Linked DNA regions of Homo sapiens: region 1 is linked to region 2. A link is a loop called in an ENCODE intact Hi-C map of the cell type or tissue named here. Cell type or tissue: B cell. All regions are shown on one strand. Links, peaks and the distances in the headings refer to the core of each region. The heading gives the core; the rest is flanking DNA.

Evidence for each region. Hi-C counts contacts between places; a loop is a spot of excess contacts. Peaks named below come from ENCODE experiments on the same cell type or tissue, not always from the same donor. Only the 100,000 strongest peaks of a DNase experiment are listed, where the experiment ranks them.
Region 1: a loop joins it to region 2, with 9 times the contacts of the local background. A loop is called at or near these places in 2 of 110 quality-filtered maps.

The regions. Positions count from the first base shown.
Region 1 is chr17:77,911,887-77,921,419 of GRCh38, forward strand. It overlaps the pseudogene RNU1-80P. Among named protein-coding and RNA genes, the nearest start is that of LINC01973, 33 kb to the left of the region's middle. RefSeq lists an enhancer at 4,757-5,278 and a silencer at 8,427-8,631. In B cell, for the core only: no CTCF peak of the experiment used is centred there; DNase peaks (open chromatin) are centred at 2,935 and 5,085; H3K4me3 peaks cover 825 bases; H3K27me3 peaks cover 5,064 bases.
Region 2 is chr17:77,838,117-77,847,649 of GRCh38, forward strand. It overlaps LOC105371908 (a long non-coding RNA gene), which reads right to left and starts at 2,522. Exons shown (of 4, transcript XR_935001.2): 1 at 2,368-2,522. RefSeq lists a silencer at 5,620-5,719 and enhancers at 7,339-7,988, 7,989-8,636, 8,637-9,286. In B cell, for the core only: no CTCF peak of the experiment used is centred there; DNase peaks (open chromatin) are centred at 5,635, 8,127 and 8,575; H3K27me3 peaks cover 5,346 bases.

The DNA of each region.
Region 1 (9,533 bases), core at 1,036-9,035, 74 kb after region 2:
GCCCAAGGTAATTTATACAGTCAATGCCATCTCCATCAAGCTACCATGACTTTCCTCACAGAATTGGAAAAAATTACTTTAAAGTTCATATGGAACCAAAAAAGAGCCCGCATTGCCAAGACAATCCTAAGCAAAAAGAACAAAGCTAGAGGCATCATGCTACCTGACTTCAAACTATACTATAAGACTACAGTAGCCAAAACAGCATGGAATTAGTACCAAAACATATATGTAGACTAATGGAACAGAACAGAAGCCTCAGAAATAACACCATACATCTACAACCACCTGATCTTTGACAAACCTGACAAAAACAAGAAATGGGGAAAGGATTCCCTATTTAATAAATGTTGCTGGGAAAACTGGCTAGCCATATGTAGAAAGCTGAAACTGGATCCCTTCCTTACACCTTATACAAAAATTAATTCAAGATGGATTAAAGACTTAAATGTTAGACCTAAAACCATAAAAACCCTAGAAGAAAACCTAGGCAATACCAGTCAGGACATAGGCATGGGCAAGGACTTCATGGCTAAAACACCAAAAGTAACAGCAACAAAAGCCAAAATAGACAAATGGGATCTAATTAAACTAAAGAGCTTCCGCATGGCAAAAGAAACTACCATCAGAGTGAACGGGCAGCCTACAGAATGGGAGAAAATTTTTGCAATCTACCCATCTGACAAAGGGCTAATATCCAGAATCTATAAAGAACTCAAACAAATGTACAAGAAAAAAACAAACAACCCCATCAAAAAGTGGGCAAAGGATATGAACAGATGCTTCTCAAAAGAAGACATCTATGCAGCCAACAGACACATGAAGAAATGCTCATCGTCACTGGTCATCAGAGAAATGCAAATCAAAACCATAATGAGATACCATCTCACGCCAGTTAGAATGGCAATCATTAAAAAGTCAGGAAACAACATATGCTGGAGAGGAAGTGTAGAAATAGGAACACTTTTACACTGTTGGTGGGAGTGTAAATTAGTTCAACCATTGTGGAAGACAGTGAGGCGATCCCTCAAGGATCTAGAACTAGAAATACCATTTGACCCAGCAATCCCATTACTGGGTATATGCCCAAAGGATTCTAAATCATGCTACTATAAAGACACATGCACACGTATGTTTATTGTGGCACTATTCACAATAGCAAAGACTTGGAACCAACCCAAATGTCCATCAATGATAGACTGGATTAAGAAAACGTGACACATATACACCATGGAATACTAGGCAGCCATTAAAAAAAGGATGAGTTTGCCGGGTGCGGTGGCTCACGCCTGTAATCCCAGCACTTTGGGAGGCTGAGGCGGGCGGATCACGAGGTCAGGAGATCGAGACCATCCTGGCTAACACAGTGAAACCCTGTCTCTACTAAAAATACAAAAAATTAGCCGGGCGCGGTGGCGGGCACCTGTAGTCCCAGCTATTCGGGAGGCTGAGGCAGGAGAAAGGCATGAACCCGGGAGGCGGGGCTTGCAGTGAGCTGAGATCGTGCCACTGCACTCCAGCCTGGGTGACAGAGCGAGACTCCATCTCAAAAAAGAAAAAAAAAAAGAAAAAGAAAAAGAAAAAAAGATGAGTTCATGTCCTTTGCAGGGACATGGATGAATGGATGAAGCTGGAAACCATCATTCTCAGCAAACTATCACAAGGACAGAAAACCAAACACCACATGTTCTCACTCATAGGAGGGAACTGAACAATGAGATCACTTGGACACAGGGCGGGGAACATCACACACCGGGACCTGTCAGGGGGTGGGGGGCTGGGGGAGGGATAGCATTAGGAGAAATACCTAATGTAAATGACGAGTTGATGGGTGCAGCAAACCAACATGGTACATGTATACCTTTGTATCAAACCTGCACACTGTGCACATGTACCCTAGAACTTAAAGTGTAATAATAAAAATAATAATAATATAAATAAACAAAATTCGTAATTTAAAAAAAGGCCAGGCATGGTGGCTTACGTCTGTAATCCCAGAATTTTGGGAGGCCGAGGTGGGCAGGTCACCTGAGGTCAGGAGTTCGAGACCAGCCTGACCAACATAGTGAAACCCTGTCTCTACTAGAAATACAAAAAGTAGCCAGGCACGGTTGTGCACGCCTGTAATCCCAGCTACTTGGGAGGCTGAGGCAGGAGAATCACTTGAACCCAGGAGGCAGAGGTTGCAGTGAGCTGATATCGCGCCATTGCACTCCAGCCTGGGCAACAAGAGCGAAACTCAAAAGAAAAAAAAAAATTGGGGGTGCCCAGGCCTCACCCCAGAGACCCTGATCCAACAGGTCGAGGTGCGGCCCAGCCATCGAAGGTTTTAAAAGGTCCCCCGAAAATTCTAGTGTGCCGTTCAATTGAGAACCTCTGGTGCCAAAGGCCAAAGAGGCACCCCCGTGGGACCACTGTGTTAATAAATTGCCTCCCAGTCTTGTCATCTGGACAGAATGAAGCTCCAGGGCTTTGAGTGATTTAGAGCAGAACCACATGACACTTGGGGGTGGGGGCTCCAACTTGAGAAGCCATCCCAACACCCCAAGACAGGCACTGACCCAACACAAGAAATGTGCCCTTCTACTTCCCACTCCCATTCCCTGGGTCCTCCCTCTCCCCCTCTCAGATTCCAAGCTGGGCTCCAGGCTCAACGCCAATTCTCTGAAACCCAACTCTCCGAAGGGGGCCAACTCAGGGAGTTGTCTTAGCAGGCAAGTGGGGACTGGCCATCTTCCAGTAGGACCTCCCTCTGTGCTAGTTGTAAGGATGAAGTGAGATATTAAATGTAAAATGTTTTACTTTTTTTTACACGCGCATGGCGTATACACATGCTTCATAGAACCACGTACGCAGCTCTCAGAATTTCTCTTTTGCACCCATTTCAACTGTTCAGCTCTTCAATCCATCTTCAATTCCTCTTTCTCTGCTCCCCGAATATCCCCAGCGTCACTGCCTCAGCCCAGCACCTGGCGCAGCAGAGTGCTGCCCAGAGGTGGCGCTCAGTGAATGGCTGAAATGATGGGATAAATACAGGTTAGCCCCGAGCGGCAGGTATATCTGAACGGCACCACCATCCGCCGGCCACTCCAGGTGGACACCTGGGCCCAGCCCCTCACTCCCCACTCCCCCTCACCATCCTGAGCCTGGCACCAAACCCCCCGCCCCACCATCCTAAGACTGCACCATCCTCCTGCCCTTTTCTCTGCAGCTGCCCCACTTCCACTCCACTCTCCAAATCAGGTTGGTCTTTGTCCACTGGAAGATATACACATGAAATTACTTACTAACCATTCCACTTTACCCAAGTGATTTGCTTTTTAGAACACAAACTTGAACTGAGTCGAGGTCATTTTTCCTCCATGAAAGACATCTTCACTGGGTGCTTCCGATTCAGCACACATTCCTGAGAGCTGAGAACAGAGGGGTATAATCCCATGCCAGACCAAGGGAGTGTGGTTCCTGGGACGGGCACCTGTCTCATGGGACCTCTCTGTGTGCCTCAGTTTCCTCATCTGTAAAATGGGAGAATTACAGGAGCTCCCTGCAGAGTTGTTGTGAAGATTAAATGAGTTGCTACATGCAAAACTTGGAGCGCAGCCTGGTCCAGTGTGTTAACATTATTATTATCACCATCATTATTATTTTTAGGTGTGCAGAAAAAGGGCCTGAGGACTGCAGTTCTACACGGTAGCAAGTGATGGCTACAAAGTTGCTCAGTTGGTCACTTCCCTCCCCTCATAAAAATCCCTCCATGGCTCCCCGGTGCCCTCAGGCAAAGTCCTTCAGGATCTGGTCCCTGCTGATCTGGCAATCTCATTTTGCACCACACACGCCCAACCCAGTCAGCTGCAGCAACCAACTTCTCTGGACCAGGTGGTGATTGGTCAGCACAGGGTTAGCCCTGAAAAAGGTTTGCTTTAAATCTGTTAATGCGGCAGGGTGAGTTTGCACAGCATCAGATCACTATCCACCCTAGGCGGTGTCCTCTGGTTTAAGGGCAAAATGCAAATGATACATTTGGAAATAATCAGCAACCAAGATTACTTATCTGGGGCAAGGAGCTCTTCTTTCCCCAGCAAATGCTGCCCTATGGGGTCTGCCATATTTCCCGACCGCCGCTTGTGTGTGTTGCAGGCATCTTATCTCATTCGACATTATTATTTTCTAGAGGATAAGATAGCAATGTTTGCTCAACTCAGTATTATCAACCCATGATTGCAGCTACCTGTACTTTATATTCACCGCCAAAACAGAAAAACATCCTAAGACTTGTGAAATCAACCTGAATTGGGGGGTAGGCGTGGATATAAAAGAAAGAAGACCATCGTAAGAGCTCAGGAGTAACATATTATCCTGATTAAGTATGGGGGAGGAGTTAATGCACTGAGGTTAAAAATGCATCGTTTTTCTTTTCTTTTTTTTTTCTTTTTGCAAATTGTGTTCTTGTGTGTTTCATGATGACTGATATGATATATCCTTGGCTTTCAGAGCAAGAAAAGTCATCAGGGTTTCATTTGTTATGTTTATGCCAAGAGAAATCAATCTCCACAGACACAGAGAAGGCTGCTCACACTCACGATGCTGTCTGGGGAATCGGCCAGTCACGCCCTTGGCGGACGGCAGAAGAGATACTGGGTAAGATATGCTTTGGGCTTATTGATTACAAAGCTTCTTCATTACTTCTGTGGAGCTGCAGATCAATAGGCTCACAGAAACATAATAGATTTTTTTAGAAAATCAATTAAACAGAATATTTTTTACAGAATTGAGTTTGCACAGCCGTGTCGTTGGTGTGCAGCTTCACATTTTTAATGCAGTTTCTCTGTAAGAGCCACGTTATAATGAAGAGGTGGCAAACCCTTGGTTAAAAGTTCACGCATAGCAATACGAATGGGTCAGATTAGAGGGAGGGAGACAGGACCGACTCTCCAGGGAAAGCAGAGAGCATCGCAGCCGCAGCCTTGCTGGAGAGCAGTGGTGTGGGGCACCTGACCTGCCTATTGCCTACATATCATCATATGGGCAAAACCTATCCGTGTGCCTCCTCTCAGTCTAAAAAACGGAACTGAAACTTCTTGGAAAGCTCAGATTGACGTCTGAATTTCCCCATTCTGAAAGCAGAAGGAAGCTCAGCAGGCATAAAGGTGAAATACAGCCAGGCTGTGGCTGTCCAGATTTGCCGTGGCGTACACGCGGCTTTCTTTTCTAAGCTGTAGAGGAGTAGCTGCAGGAGCTGAGACGTGGGGTTCAGGCTTCGGAACAGTGGTGGGGAGGGGCTTTGGCCTGAACCCCAGGCCCATGGGCCACACACATGGAGCTTTTCAGGTCACAGGTAGGTAAGCCATTTCCCACAGTGCCAGGTTTATGCAGAGTGACCCTTGCAGGCGTGCTGCAGTGCCCCAAATCACAGTCCTGAGCCAGCAGGGGCTGACACCATCCCTGATTCACTGTGCTTCCCTCCTGTTGCCGTGTTCCTCCTGGTTTGGTATGATCCTGGAAGACAGGCATGAAGAAGAAAGAGAAGAAGGAGAAGGAAGAGGAGGAGGAGGAGGAGGGAGGAGGAGGGAGGAGGGAGAGGAGGAGGAGAGGAGAATGAAGAAGGGAAAAGAAGGAAGAAGGAGAAGGAGAAGGAGGAGGAGGAGAGGAGAATGAAGAAGGGAGAAGAAGGAAGGAGAGGAAGGAGAAGGGGGGGGAGGAGGAGGAGGAGGAGGATTAGAAGAATTATTAGCCATCCTGGCTAACCCGGTGAAACCCCGTCTCTACTAAAAATACAAAAAATTAGCCGGGCGTGGTGGCGGGCGCCTGTAGTCCCAGCTACTCGGGAGGCTGAGACAGGAGAAAAAAAAAAAAAGAAAAGAATTATTAGAAGAATTACTACAAGAATTGCAAGAAGAAAGTAGAAATTCCCCTCCCATTTCTGGGAACTCTACGAAGAACCGCTCACACGTATGCGGTGAGAAACCCAGCAGGAAAGCCTCCTGAAAGTACTCCAGCTCTGCCGAACACAGGACTTCAATGTTCCCAACAGTGCATGATAAATAACAAGGCTATAACTCCACAGAGAAGCCCATTGATGACATTTAGAAATCTCCCTTAGCTTCGTTCTCATGGTTTGCATCGTCAGAACCCCAGGATGGAATCTCAACCTCAATTGATGTCCATTTCGGGGGTGGATGTTGTTGAATCGCACTTCCTTTGTTCTGGCTCTTGTCCCCTTGGGCTTGTTCTTTGGTAGGCCCGGTGTTCCTCTGGGGGGCCTCTCTTCCTTCCCGCTCCACCCCAGGGAAGGACAGAGCGTTCTGCCCTCTGAAAATTTAGATTATTTACATCTCTAAAGGGGCATCACTAAAGGAGCAGTGTCTGGGCTTTGAGTTGCTTCTAACACTTCTCTGTAAATTCTCCCCATTTTGTTTTGTTTTGTTTTTACCCTGAATTAGTAAGATTCTGAATTGAATCCTGAAACCTGGAGTGAAATATGAAGTCCTCCTTTCTGCAGGGCTAGAATACAATCAGACCCCCAAATGAAGCTAAGGCAGCAGGCTGAGTTTGCCTGGAGACCAACACGTGCCCGAAGGTGGAGACATTCATTCCCTTGTTCCTTCGCCTCCCTACAGGTAGCATCACTGGGGAGCAATCCAAGGGTGCTGAGGCTGCAAGTGTTGTTTGAGAAAAGGGGAACATTAGAAGGAAGTGCAAATGGAAGTCTTTCTGATCCAATGATTTGGGGAAAATTATTTCTTCCAAGGCCATGTTTCCAGCCCAATGGATTTCATGGCACCTAGTATGTATCTCGGCAAAACAGCAACTGAGCCATCCAAGGATCCGCATTACCTTCTTTTCTTTTCTTTTCTTTTCTTTTTTTTTTTTTTTTTTTTTGAGAGGGAGTCTTGCTCTGTCGCCCAGGCTGGAGTGCAGTGGTGTGATCTCGGCTCACTGCAAGCTCCGCCTCCTGGGTTCACGCCATTCTCCTGCCTCAGCCTCCCGAGTAGCTGGGACTACAGGCGCCCACCACCACGCCCGGCTGATTTTTTGTATTTTTAGTAGAGACGGGGTTTCACCGTGTTAGCCAGGATGGTCTCGATCTCCTGACCTCGTGATCCGCCCGCCTCGGCCTCCCAAAGTGCTGGGATTACAGGTGTGAGCCACCGCGCCCGGCCAGCATTACCTTCTTTTCAAGGGCCTGTCTCCCTTGCCTCCATAACTGTTGTGGGTATTGACGGCCAGGCTTCTAAACCCCTTAAAACTCCCCAACTCTAGTGCCAACTTGGACAACATTCTTTTATGCACTCCTTTTTAGTTATCCCCACCTGCCCAGCTCCATTATTAGGTCGAGACATTTTAACTAAATTATCTGTCAGCCTTTCACGTTTAATCGTTCAAAACTCGACCTGGATCCACAATAGACACTAGAATGCAAGACTCTGAGAAAACTCTAGGGAAGAACAATAGCACTGCCACAAAAAACAATGTGGAAACTGTCAGGCCTCTGAGCCCAAGCTAAGCCATCATATCCCCTGTGACTTCCACGTATGCATCCAGATGGCCTGAAGCAACTGACGATCCACAAAAGAAGTGGAAATAGCCTTAGCTGATGACATTCCACCATTGTGATTTGTTTCTTCTCCACCCTTAAGAAGGTTCTTTGTAATCTCCCCCACCCTTAAGAAGGTTCTTTGTAATTCTCCCCACCCTTGAGAATGTGCTTTGTGAGATCCACCCGCTGCCAGCAAAACATTGCTCCTAACTTCAATGCCTATCCCAAAACCTAAAAGAACTAATGATAATCCCACCACCCTTTGCTGACTCCTTTTTTGGACTCAGCCCGCCTGCACCCAGGTGAAATAAACGGCCTTGTTGCTCACACAAAGCCTGTTTGGTGGTCTCTTCACACAGACACGTGAGACAGAAACAAGAAGCTCCCTCTATGTGCCCTGTAGGGACATTTTTCTTGGAGAATCGTAACTCTAAATTCTTACCTCGCAGAGAGGGACCCGATGGGACCTGTTTAGTAAATATTACTGAGTTCTGCCACTTGTCGACAATCTTCCAGGGAGATAACTCCTAATTAATTAGAAAAAGTGCCTGCCCTCGAGGCGCATACATTCTATGAGTGAGAGAAACAGACACAGATGTGACATGGATGCCGCAGCGCAAGGATTTTGTCTGCATGTTCATTGCTGAGTCCCCACGTTTAGAAGGGTACCCTGCATACTTACCTGGCAGAGGAGACACCATGATCACAAAGGTGGTTTTCCCAGGGTTAGGCTCACATTCCAGGTGTGCTGACCCCTGCAATTTTCCCAAATGCAGGAAATTCAACTGCATAATCGGTGGGGGAGTGGGGGGGACTGTGTTTGCGCTTTCCCCTGTGGGTTTTTTTTTTTTTTTTCTAATATTAAAAAAAAGAAGAGGCTGGGCGTGGTGGCTCACGCCTGTAAGCCCAGCACCTTGGGAGGCCAAGGAGGGTGGATCAACTGAGGTCAGGATTTCGATACCAGCCCGGCCAACGTGGTGAAACGCTGTCTCTACTAAAAATACAGATGTGGCCAGGCACAGTGGCTCACGTGTGTAATCATAGCACTTTGGGAGGCTGAGGCGGGTGGATTACCCGAGGTCAGGAGTTCAAGACCAGCCTGGCCAACATGGTGAAACCCCCGTCTCTACTAAAAATACAAAAAGTAGGCCGGGCGCGGTGGCTCACGCCTGTAATCTCAGCACTTTGGGAGGCTGAGACGGGCAGATCACGAGGTCAGGAGATCGAGACCATCCTGGCTAACATGGTGAAACCCCATCTCTACTAAATATACAAAAAAAAAAAAAATTAGCCGGGAGTGATGGTGGGCACCTATAGTCCTAGCTACTTGGGAGGCTGAGGCAGAATGGCGTGAACCCAGGAGATGGCGTTTGCAGTGAGCAGAAATCATGCCACTGCCCTCCAGCCTGGGTGACAGAGCGAGACTTCGTCTCAAAAAAATAAAATAAAATAAAATAAAAATAAAAAATAAAAATACAAAAAGTAGCTGGGCGTGGTGGCACACACCTGTAATCCCAGCTATTCAGGAGGCTGAGGCAGGAGAATCGCTTGAACCCGGGAGGCAGAGGTTGCAGTGAGCCGAGATCGTGCCACTGCACTCCAGCCTGGGTAACAAGAGCGAAACTCCATCTCAAGAAGAAAAAAAACCAAGAAGAGTGCAGGCTCTCAGTGAATTATGAACCAGACTGAGTCTGTATCATGGCATATGTCAGGTGGTAACAAGTGATGTGTGTGCCGGGAAAAGTCTTCATAAGCACAAAACATAAAGGCCTTACAGGTGCTGAGTGTAAATAGCCTTGACCCTGAAGGAGGACTGCATTTTATAGCCCTCAAAATAGCCCCACACTCACCCTTTGCACACCTCACAATCAAGCCTATGGACCCCACACACACACACACACACACACACCCCACATGCACAGGCACACATGTCATCTCATCTACAACAGAACCTGCTGTCCACAGGCATTTTCTGCAGTGCCATGCCTCAGGCCTC
Region 2 (9,533 bases), core at 894-8,893:
GGAGACTGAGCTCCCTCATCCACTCTCTTTCCCCAGCACCACAAGGGCTCCACACAGATGACCTGAACACAGAACAAATGGGGCTCACCATGGCAGCCGCCAGCAGTGGGTGTCTGAGGCAGGCCCTGGAGGGCCAGCTCCCTCTCCCAAGGCACACCGCCCACCAGGCTGCCTGTTGGAGCCTGTAGCCCCTGCCGATGCATCGGAAGGGCGATGCCTCCAAGATTTCGGGCCGTCTCTCCTTCTGTTGTGAATTGCTCTCCTGTGTGCTCCTGGCAGGCCTGGCACCTTCAAAGCATTCTGTGGATATTAACTAATTAGTGTAAACACTGCAATGCAGTGATGACCTATTAGGAGGCTGTTGTTGGTATCAGATGATTAAAGGTGGTGAAAGCCTCCCCGACAGCTCTTCTGGGACTCAGCTCCAACTTTTCTCCCTGCAAGCCTGGTCTCATGGCCTGGAGAAGCATAATGAGGTCAGAGTCTGGTGAATTCAGAGTAGGTAAGAAAACGCAGTGCCTGCTGCCTCCGCCAGCTAACCCAAAGAATCTGTGGCAATGGCTGCTCAAGAAGAAATCTTGGCCTGGACTACAGGAGACAAGAAGTTTGGACTCACGTGTGACCAAAGGATCTGGGACTCCCAGTGTCCATAGGTCAGCGCACAACTAGTGCCAAGGAGGACCCTAAAAGGAGAGCCATGCGGCGGGGAGGGTCACAGGAGCCAGGGGGCTGGCTGCTGGGCCCTGCTGGGACACTGACCGGCTCCCTGATCTCTGGAAAGTCACCTCATTCATTCATTCAACAAACTCTCCAAAGCATTAAAAACATAGATACCTGCATTCTTGTCTCATCAGCAAATCACGGCACTCTTGCCTTCTAAATTTATCCAGAATCAGCCACTTCTTACCTTCCCCAAATATCATCATGCGATGACTCCAGTAGCCTCCCAACAGCTCCCCATGCTTCCCCTAGCCCCCCGTCCCCCGCAGTGTCGGAACACATCGAGTGTCAACACAGCAACCTCTTTGGCTCAGAAAACCCCAGCGGCCTTCATCCTCATCAGAGGAAGCACACAACCCTCACAACTTCCTTCTCTCACTCCCAACAGGCCTTCTTGCCTTCCTCCACGGCACCCAGCGCATTCTGCTTTAGGGCCTTGACACTTGCAGTTCCCTGTGCCTTGAGCCGTCTCCCGCCAGAAACCGTTTGGCTCGCTTCTTCACCTTCCCCAAGAGGTCTTCCCTGTCCACACCATCTAAACAGCGATCAGCAAACTTTTTCTGGAAAGGGCCAGAATGTAAACATTTTCAGCTTTGCAAGCCGGGCAGTCTCCGCAGCAACTCTTCAACTCCAAGGCAGTCCTCGGCCACACATGCATGGAGGAAGAGCGCTGTATTCCAATAAAACTTTATTTATAAACACTGGCTACCATGGACTGATTTGACCCAGGGACCGTTGTTTGCCAACAGCTGATCTAAAAAATCAACTCACCATTCCCTCCTCTCTCCTCAGCTCAGTTGTTCTTGGTGGTATGCATTGACATGTGATATGTAGACAATTGTCTACCTCTTTGTCACCTGCCTCTGCCACTGGAACATCAGCTTCACAAGAACAAGGACTCGGTCTATTTTGCTTATTGCTGTATCTCTAAATCCTCAGACAGTGTCTGGCATACAATCAGCACTCGTATTAAAAATAAATACAAGCCACACATTATGCATCGGGGAGGAGGCCACCCACTGGCTTCTACAAAGATCTGGGTTCTGTAACGAAATCTTTTCAGCGTGGGTTTCTCTAAGGAGCAAGCAGGAAGAACAGGTATGAGGAGCAAGACCTTCAGACCAGCCCACTGCCTGGAGACTTTGGACTCAAATGAAAAGCACTGTCTGAGCCTTGTTTGGAAAGGAAACTCTCCAGTGTCTGAGCCTCATAATCAACCAGCAGGAATGCTTGTGACATTTCACAACAAATAATAACAATTTCTTACCTCCGTGGGCTTCCTAAGAGGCAGTCATACTGGCTCATTTGACTTGCACATACCTGTGAGTGGGTAAGTTCTATATTTTACCGATGAGGTACACAAAGCGCAGATAGCCTTGCCCAAGGTCACACCGGGAGGAAGCAGCCGGAGCCAGCCCAGAATCCAGGCTTCCAGCTTCCACCGCAGTGCTGCTCTGACACATCCTCCTTACAGGCCAGCCTCCTGTTTCCCCGATGCATAAGCCAGTGCTAACGCCACATATCACTTAACAGATATTCGCCGAGTCCCTATGTTATGCAAGAAACTGAACTAAGTGCAATGCAGGAGGTAAAGATACTCAAGTAAGTCCTGGTGGTAAAGAGACTCTACAGGAGAGCCAGTCTGACCTTCCAAGGCAGGAATCTCCTTCTCGGCATCGCATGCTGGTTATTCCTGTAAACCGAAGTCATCACAAACTTAAAACAACAGCTTAAAACAGCAGCTTAAAACAACACGCATTTGTTATCTCACAGTTTCTGTGGGTCAGGAGTCTGGGTGTGGCTTAGCTGGGCCCTCTGCTTCAGGGTCTCATCTAAAAGCTATAGCCAAGATCAGAGCTGCAGGCTTCTCTGAGGCTCAACCGAGGAAGGATCTGCTTCCCAGCTCCCATGGATGGTCGCAGCATTCAGTTGCTTGTGGCTTCTTAAATGGAAAGCCTCACTTTCTTGCTGGCTATTGGCCAGAGGTCACCATCATGTCATGCATTGGACAGAGGCTGCTGTCAGCTCCTTGCTTTGTGGGCCTCCCCAGTGTGGCCACTTACTCCATCAAGGCCAGCAAGAGAGTCTCTCAGCAAGACAGATGTCACAATCTTATGAAATCACAAGAGTGACATCCCGTCACTTTGCTGTATTCTCTTGCAACGTTAAAGGCAAGTCACAGGTGCTGCTTGCACTGAAGGCGAGAGGACTGCATAAGGCCGTGAACACCAGCAGGTAGGACCGTGGGGCCAGCATCCACCCTGTCCACCTCATCTGCTAGGTCTTCCAACTCTCCCTGAACATCTTCAGAGACACACTGACCACTCCCTCACAAGGCAGCTCATTCCATTCTGATGTCACTTGAATGGTTAGAAAGTTCTTCCTAGCCTCAAACCCAAATCCATCTCCCTATGGCTTTTAATCATTGTTCCAAGCCCTGCAGTCTGGAGTGACATAGAAAAATTCTAATCTGGGCCAGGCACGGTGGCTCACCCCTGTATTCCCAACACTTTGGGAGGCCAAGGCGGGCAGATCACTCGAGTTCAGGAGTTCAACACCAGCCTGGCCAATATGGTGAAACTCTATCTCTACTAAAAATACAAAAAAATTAGCTGGGCATGGTGGCACATGCCTATAGTCCCAGCTACTCGAGATGCTGAGGTGGAAGAATCTCTTGAACCCAGGAGGTGGAGGTTGCAGTGAGTCGAGATCACACCACTGCACTCCAGCCTGGGTGACACAGTGAGACTCCATCTCAAGAAAAAAAAAAAAAGAAAAATTCTAATCTGGCAGAAGTTGGACTCCAGGAGGGCAGGGATTTGCTGTATCCTCTTAGAAGAGGGTTGTTGGAAAGTTCCAGGCACATCAAAGATATTCCATAATTACATGTCGAGAATAGAGAACAGAGTGGTTCAAGAAGTTGTCTCAGCAGCTTATTCGCTGCTTTCAAATGCAGAGTTGGCCTTGTATGGGAACTTGCTTACCCTGTGTCTCGGGGGACAGACCTTCATAGCCTTCCTTGGGAGACCGGCACTTTAAGAGGCTCTATTCCAACCCTGACACATGACTTGCTCAAGGTCACATAGCTGGTAAATGGCAGGTGTCAGAAGCCAGGCCTCTTGACTGCCAGCATTTCTCTGCCTCTCTATCTTTGTGTGTGACTGAATGTGAGACAGGGACACCAGACAGGCCTAGACCCTGCATCCTGGGAGTTTGCAACTCAAAGATATTTCCTCTACTTTCTGTGAACTGCCTTGATCCCTGGCCAGCAAACTAGATGTGGTATCCTCAAAGCCAGACACAGGTGAGCAGCGGGCCTCTGCGGGCTGCAGCAGGGATCCAGGTAGTCATTTCCTGCTTTCACTTAGGACTGCTGTGCACCTGCTCTCCTTCTCCCACCAGGAATAACCACACCCAGTGTACCTCCTAGGGTGTCGGGGCCTCCCCAGCACTGAGTGCCCAGCCTAGTTCAGCCTCCAGGCTTCCAGTTTCCTGGCAGTCAAGTCCATTTGCTCTGGAGCTTTGCAAGGGGCCCCCAGGTCCTTCATCACTGCACCTGCAGCTGCAGTATAGGCCTTGACCCATGGCGAATTCAGCAAGGGTTGAATGGATGATTTGAGTCCACAGGATCTGAAGACCTTGGCTGGGAATGTCAGAGGCGAGGCACAGCCTGCCTGAGCCCAGTGAGAGGAGAGGCAGAGCATCTACAGGGCTTCAGGAGGCCCCTGCTGCAACCCTGCCTGCAAGTGAGTGAGTCGGCTGGAGCTGAGGCTGAGTTTCAAGTTCTAGGGAAATGGAAAGGCCACGAGAAGAAGTAGGACCCGAAAGAAACTTTCCCTTCTTGGAAACGTCCGTGTCGCCATTATCCCCAACAACTTCCTTTTCACCTCCCTGCCTCTAAGGGACCCTCCCACCATCAGCTTTCTCCTCTTTATCCTGTGCCTCCAACTTCCCCCTTCCATGGCTGCTACATAATAAGCATTCAATAAATATGAGTCATTAAATAGTCACTGCTGTTCCTGCCTCTTCCCCCTCTCTATATTAACACATTCAGTGTTCTATCACCTAAGAAAACTAAAACCTTCCAAAATGTTTCCCACATGTGGTCGGCTATTGATGATTTTTATTTCTGCCTTTGCATTTTTACATGTCAGAGGTCTCTACCATGCACATGTGTCTAAGAGGATTACAATGAATAAGAGCTGACATTGGCTGAGCAGGAACTCTGGGCCGTCCCCGGTGCTAGGAGTTTCCTATGCACCCTATTGGTTCAGCCTCTCGACAATCCCATGTAGGGTTACCAACTGTCCCAGATGGCCCAGGCCTGAGGGGCTTCCTGGGACAAGAGACTTCTATTGCAAAAACTGGGATAATCTCAGGCAAACCAGGAGGGTTGGCCACCTTCCACCAAGGAGGCGCTATCATGATCCCCATTTTATAGATGAGAAAATTGAGGCTCAAAGAGGCTTAAAACTCTCCCTCGGGGCCAGGCACGGTGGCTCATGCTTGTAATCCCAGCACTTTGGGAGGCCAAGGCGGGCAGATCACTTGAGGTTGGGAGTTTGAGACTAGCCTGGCCAACATGGTGAAACCCCGTCTCTACCAAAAAATACAAAAATTAGCCAGCTGTGGTGGCACATGCCTGTAGTCCTGGCTACTTGGGAGGCTGAGGCACGAGAATTGCTTGAACCCAGGAGGCGGAGGTTGCAGTGAGCTGAGATCGCACCACTGCACTCCAGCCTGGGTGACAAAGTGAGACTGTCTCAAAAAAAAAAAAAAAAAACCTGCCTGGGAATCTGATCAAAAAAGGGGCAAGCAAAGGACGTAAGTAGACATTTCTCCAGAGAAGACATACCAGTGGCCAAGAAGCCCACGAAAAGACGCTCACCAGCATTAGTCATCAGGCAAATGCAAATCAAAACCACAATGAGGTTGAGGTGCCACTTCACACGCTCGACAACAGCTATAATTTTGTTTTAAAACTGAAAATAAGCGTTGGTGAGGTTATAGAGAAATTAGAACACTTACACATTGCTGGTGGAAATGTAAAATGTTTCAGCCACTGTGGAAAACAATTTGGTGATTCCTCAAAAAGTTAATCATAAAATTGCTATATAATCCACAATTCCACTCCTATGAATATAGCCAGAAAAACCTGAAAATAGACACTCAAACAAATACATGTGCACACACGTTCATAGCAGCATTATTCATGCCAGCCAAAAGGTGGAAACAACCCAGATGTCCATCAAACAATGAATGGACAAATGAATTTTGGTCCATCCATACACCGGAATATGATTCCTTAAAGAGGAATGAAGCTCTTAGATGAATGAAGCCTAAGAACATAAAGCTCAGTGAGAGAGGCCACAGGCCACAGGCAAAAGCTCCCATTTAACCTGATTGCATTTTTTTTTTTTTTTTTTTTGAGATGGAGTCAGTGTCATTCTATCACTCAGGCTGGAGTGCAGCGGCACGATCTCGGCTCACTGCAACCTCTGCCTCCCAGGTTCAAGCCATTCTGCGTGAGCCTCCCAAGTAGCTGGGATTACAGGCATTCGCCACCACCTCCAGCTAATTTTTGTATGTTTTAGTAGAGAGGGGGCTTCACCGTGTTGGCCAGGCTGGTCTTGAACTCCTGATCTCAGGTGATCCGCCCGCCTCAGCCTCCCAAAGTACTGATTACATTTTTATTAATTGTTCAGAGGAGGCAATGCATGCAAACAACGCAGATTGGTGGCTTCCAGGGGCTGGAGGAGGAGGAAGGAGGACTGACTGCCACTGGGTACGAGGTTTCCTCTTGGGTGATGCCAAGGTTTGGGAACTTGCAGAAGTAGTGGCTGCACAACATTGAATATACTAAATGCCAGGAATTGTACACTTAAAAACGGCTCATTTTGAGCTGTGAGCTTCACCTTGATTTACCAAAAACAACAAAAACAAAACCTGTACTTCAGGTCACACAACTGATGAACACAGAGCCGGCCCCGGAGCATAGGACACCCACCAGCCCGCCTTCCGTGACCGCTGGAGCCTGTGTCGCTGCTAGTCCCCCCTAGCTCAGGCCTGCCTCCCCATGCTTCTCCAAAGGCTCTCTCTACTTGTCCACTCGCCATTTGCTTGTCACCGGGGTCAGGCTTCCCCGACCACCACCCTGTGCTGGTCACCCACCCTCTTCCACTGGGCAAGTCCAGTGAACGGCACTGGGGGGTATTTGCCATTCTCCCCACCAGACTGCTGCAAACTGCCTCATAAAATTACTCAGAAAAACCCAGGGAGGCCAAGCATGGTGGCTCGCACCTGTAATCCCAGCACTTTGGGAGGCCAATGTGGGCAGATCACTGAGGTCAGGAGTTCGAGACCAGCCTGGCCAACATGGCGAAACCCCGTCTCTACTAAAAACACAAAAATTAGCTGGGTGTGGTGACGGACCCCTGTAATCCCAGCTACTCAGGAGGCTGAGGTGGGAGAATCACTTCAACCCAGGAGGTGGAGGTTGCAGTGAGCCGAGATTGTGCCACTGCACTCCAGCCTGGGTGGCAGAGCGAGACCCCATCTCACAAAAAAAAAAAAAAAAAAAAAAAAAAGAGAGAGAGAGAGAGAGAGAGAACCGAAGGGAAAGGAAGAAAAGAAAAGATAAGAAAAACCCAGGGAGGACAAGACCCAAGCAGCCAAGCAGGTCACCTCCTGAGGCCGCTGCTTTGCCCCTCTAAGGACGTCTCAGGGCTATGTCTTCCTATGCCCCCCCTTTTCCTCTCAGTCAGCCCCCACCTCACGGGCCTGCCCTGCAGGGTGTCGGGGGGCTCTTCCTTCTTGTTTTTCTAGCCTTCGCTCAGCTCAGTCAGTCGGAGCCTGACCGTGGGGGCAGCTCCTCTCTGGGGCCGGAGAATCATTCCTGTCTCCTGTCGAAATGACCCTTGGTAGGAAGGTAAGTTCACTGTCCCCAGAAGGCCTGCGGGAAGAGGCACTGCATTTTACTCAGAGCCCCTGGCAGCTGGGGAGCTGAGGAGGGGCCGTCTGTCTCCTCTGTCTGTCAAGACACACTAGAGAAACAGGTGGGGAGAGAATCCGCAGAGCTGCCCGCAGGTGGCCCCCTGGGTGGGACTGGGCCTCTCTGCTTCCCGGGGCTGCAGGGAAGGTGTCACAGGCTAAGGGTGGACTCTGGACACGGCTGCAGCTCTCACCATTCAGCTGTGGGGTCTCTCTTCGCACCTCCATCCCGAGGGTCAGGGAAGGACTGGGCGGAAAAAAGCCAAGAAGCTGGTCTCATCCACAGACACATGGGGCTTCAAGGTGGAGGAGCCCCAGCCCAGTGGGGTGGACAAGGTGCCGGGGACTGCATAGTGACCGTCAGGGCAGCCATCAGCTCCTCCTATGAAACCCCACAGGGGTGGCTGGCACTTGTCACCCTGAAGAGGCTGCAATTCCCTCGCACAGGTCATCTTGGAACAGGCAAATTCATTATAGACCCCTGGGGTCAGGAGGGGGCTCAGTACAGTCCCAGAAGGTTCCATGAAAGCCAGAAGTAGTGCCCTCAGCTTCAGCCAGGACCCTCCTGCCTGCACATTTGTTGACCACCCAGGGCCTGGGTGCTCCTGCCTCCGGCCCCCTTTCCCCACCGTGAATCCATATGGTCCCTTCTTTCCCAGCACAGCCACAGGACAGCTCTGTCACACCCTCCCCAGTGACCTACCATGAGCCACCTGGGCCGACTGGCCCTCCTTCCCCACAGAGCCCCTGGCACCCAGGACTTCCTGGCAGGTGCTGGCCCTGAAGTCCTGGGCTTCCTCTGGGCTCCTATGTGAAGCCAGCGCCCTGGAGGCCAGGTGTTTCCTGTGGGTGGGGGGGCCTGGAAGGTTCTACCACACTCACATTCCACCTCCTCCTCTGGGGCCTCCCACTTGTGGCTCAGGCCCTGCTACTGTTAATCAGAGGGAAGAGAGAAGGCCCTGGGGATGGGGTGTGTGAAGGCCTGGACTGTCTACCGCAGGCTGGGCATGGGGTGGGGAAGTCTCAGGGTAGCAGCAAGGCAGGAAGGGGAGGAACACCCAGAGCTTGGGGGCAGAGATAAGTAAGGAGCCCCCAGTTCCAGGCAACCTGTGGGTGTGGCCTCTGGGGACCAGCCAGACAGCCTGGCATGGACAGCCTCACTCTTCTCACTGCTTTGCAAATGCCACAGGTGGTCAAGCACCCACGTGGTCTTCACACATCTGCACCTTGCAGGTCCAGGATGGAGCTGTGATCATCGCTGGATGGGAAAGCAGCTTCCTGTCTCCCTCTCAGCAAGTGGAGTGCAGTGGGGTGGGCAGCTGCTTGCTGCAGACTCACTCCTATCCCCAAAGAAGCCTTGAGAGGAGGCCCTACCATATGGGGAGACTGAAGATCTGAAAGGCCCAGCTTGCCCAAGGAACTCAGCCAGTGAGTGGCAGAGCCTCCTCCCGTCCCAAAACTCTGCCTCTGGCCACCCCCAAGCACTGCCCCTCTGATGGCATCAGGGACGCGATAAAGAAACCTCAGGCAGGGCCGGCCGAGAGCCCTTCTCCCAGGCTTGCCTCCAGCTGTGCAGGAAGCCCACCTGCCCAAGACTCACCTGCGGCATTTGGCGAAAAGCAGTCCTGGGCTCCCACCCTCCCCGGCCTACTTGAACAGGATCTCGAGGGGTGGACCCAGGACTCTGCCCAAGACTGTTGAGTCCCTCCCTCCCCGGTCTTTGAGGTGGCAAGGCTTCCCCTTTTGCCTCCACTCCCCTGTTCCTGCCACAGCAGCCTCCTAGGACTGTGTTGCTCTTTTCCTTTGAGTTGGTCTGGCTCTGC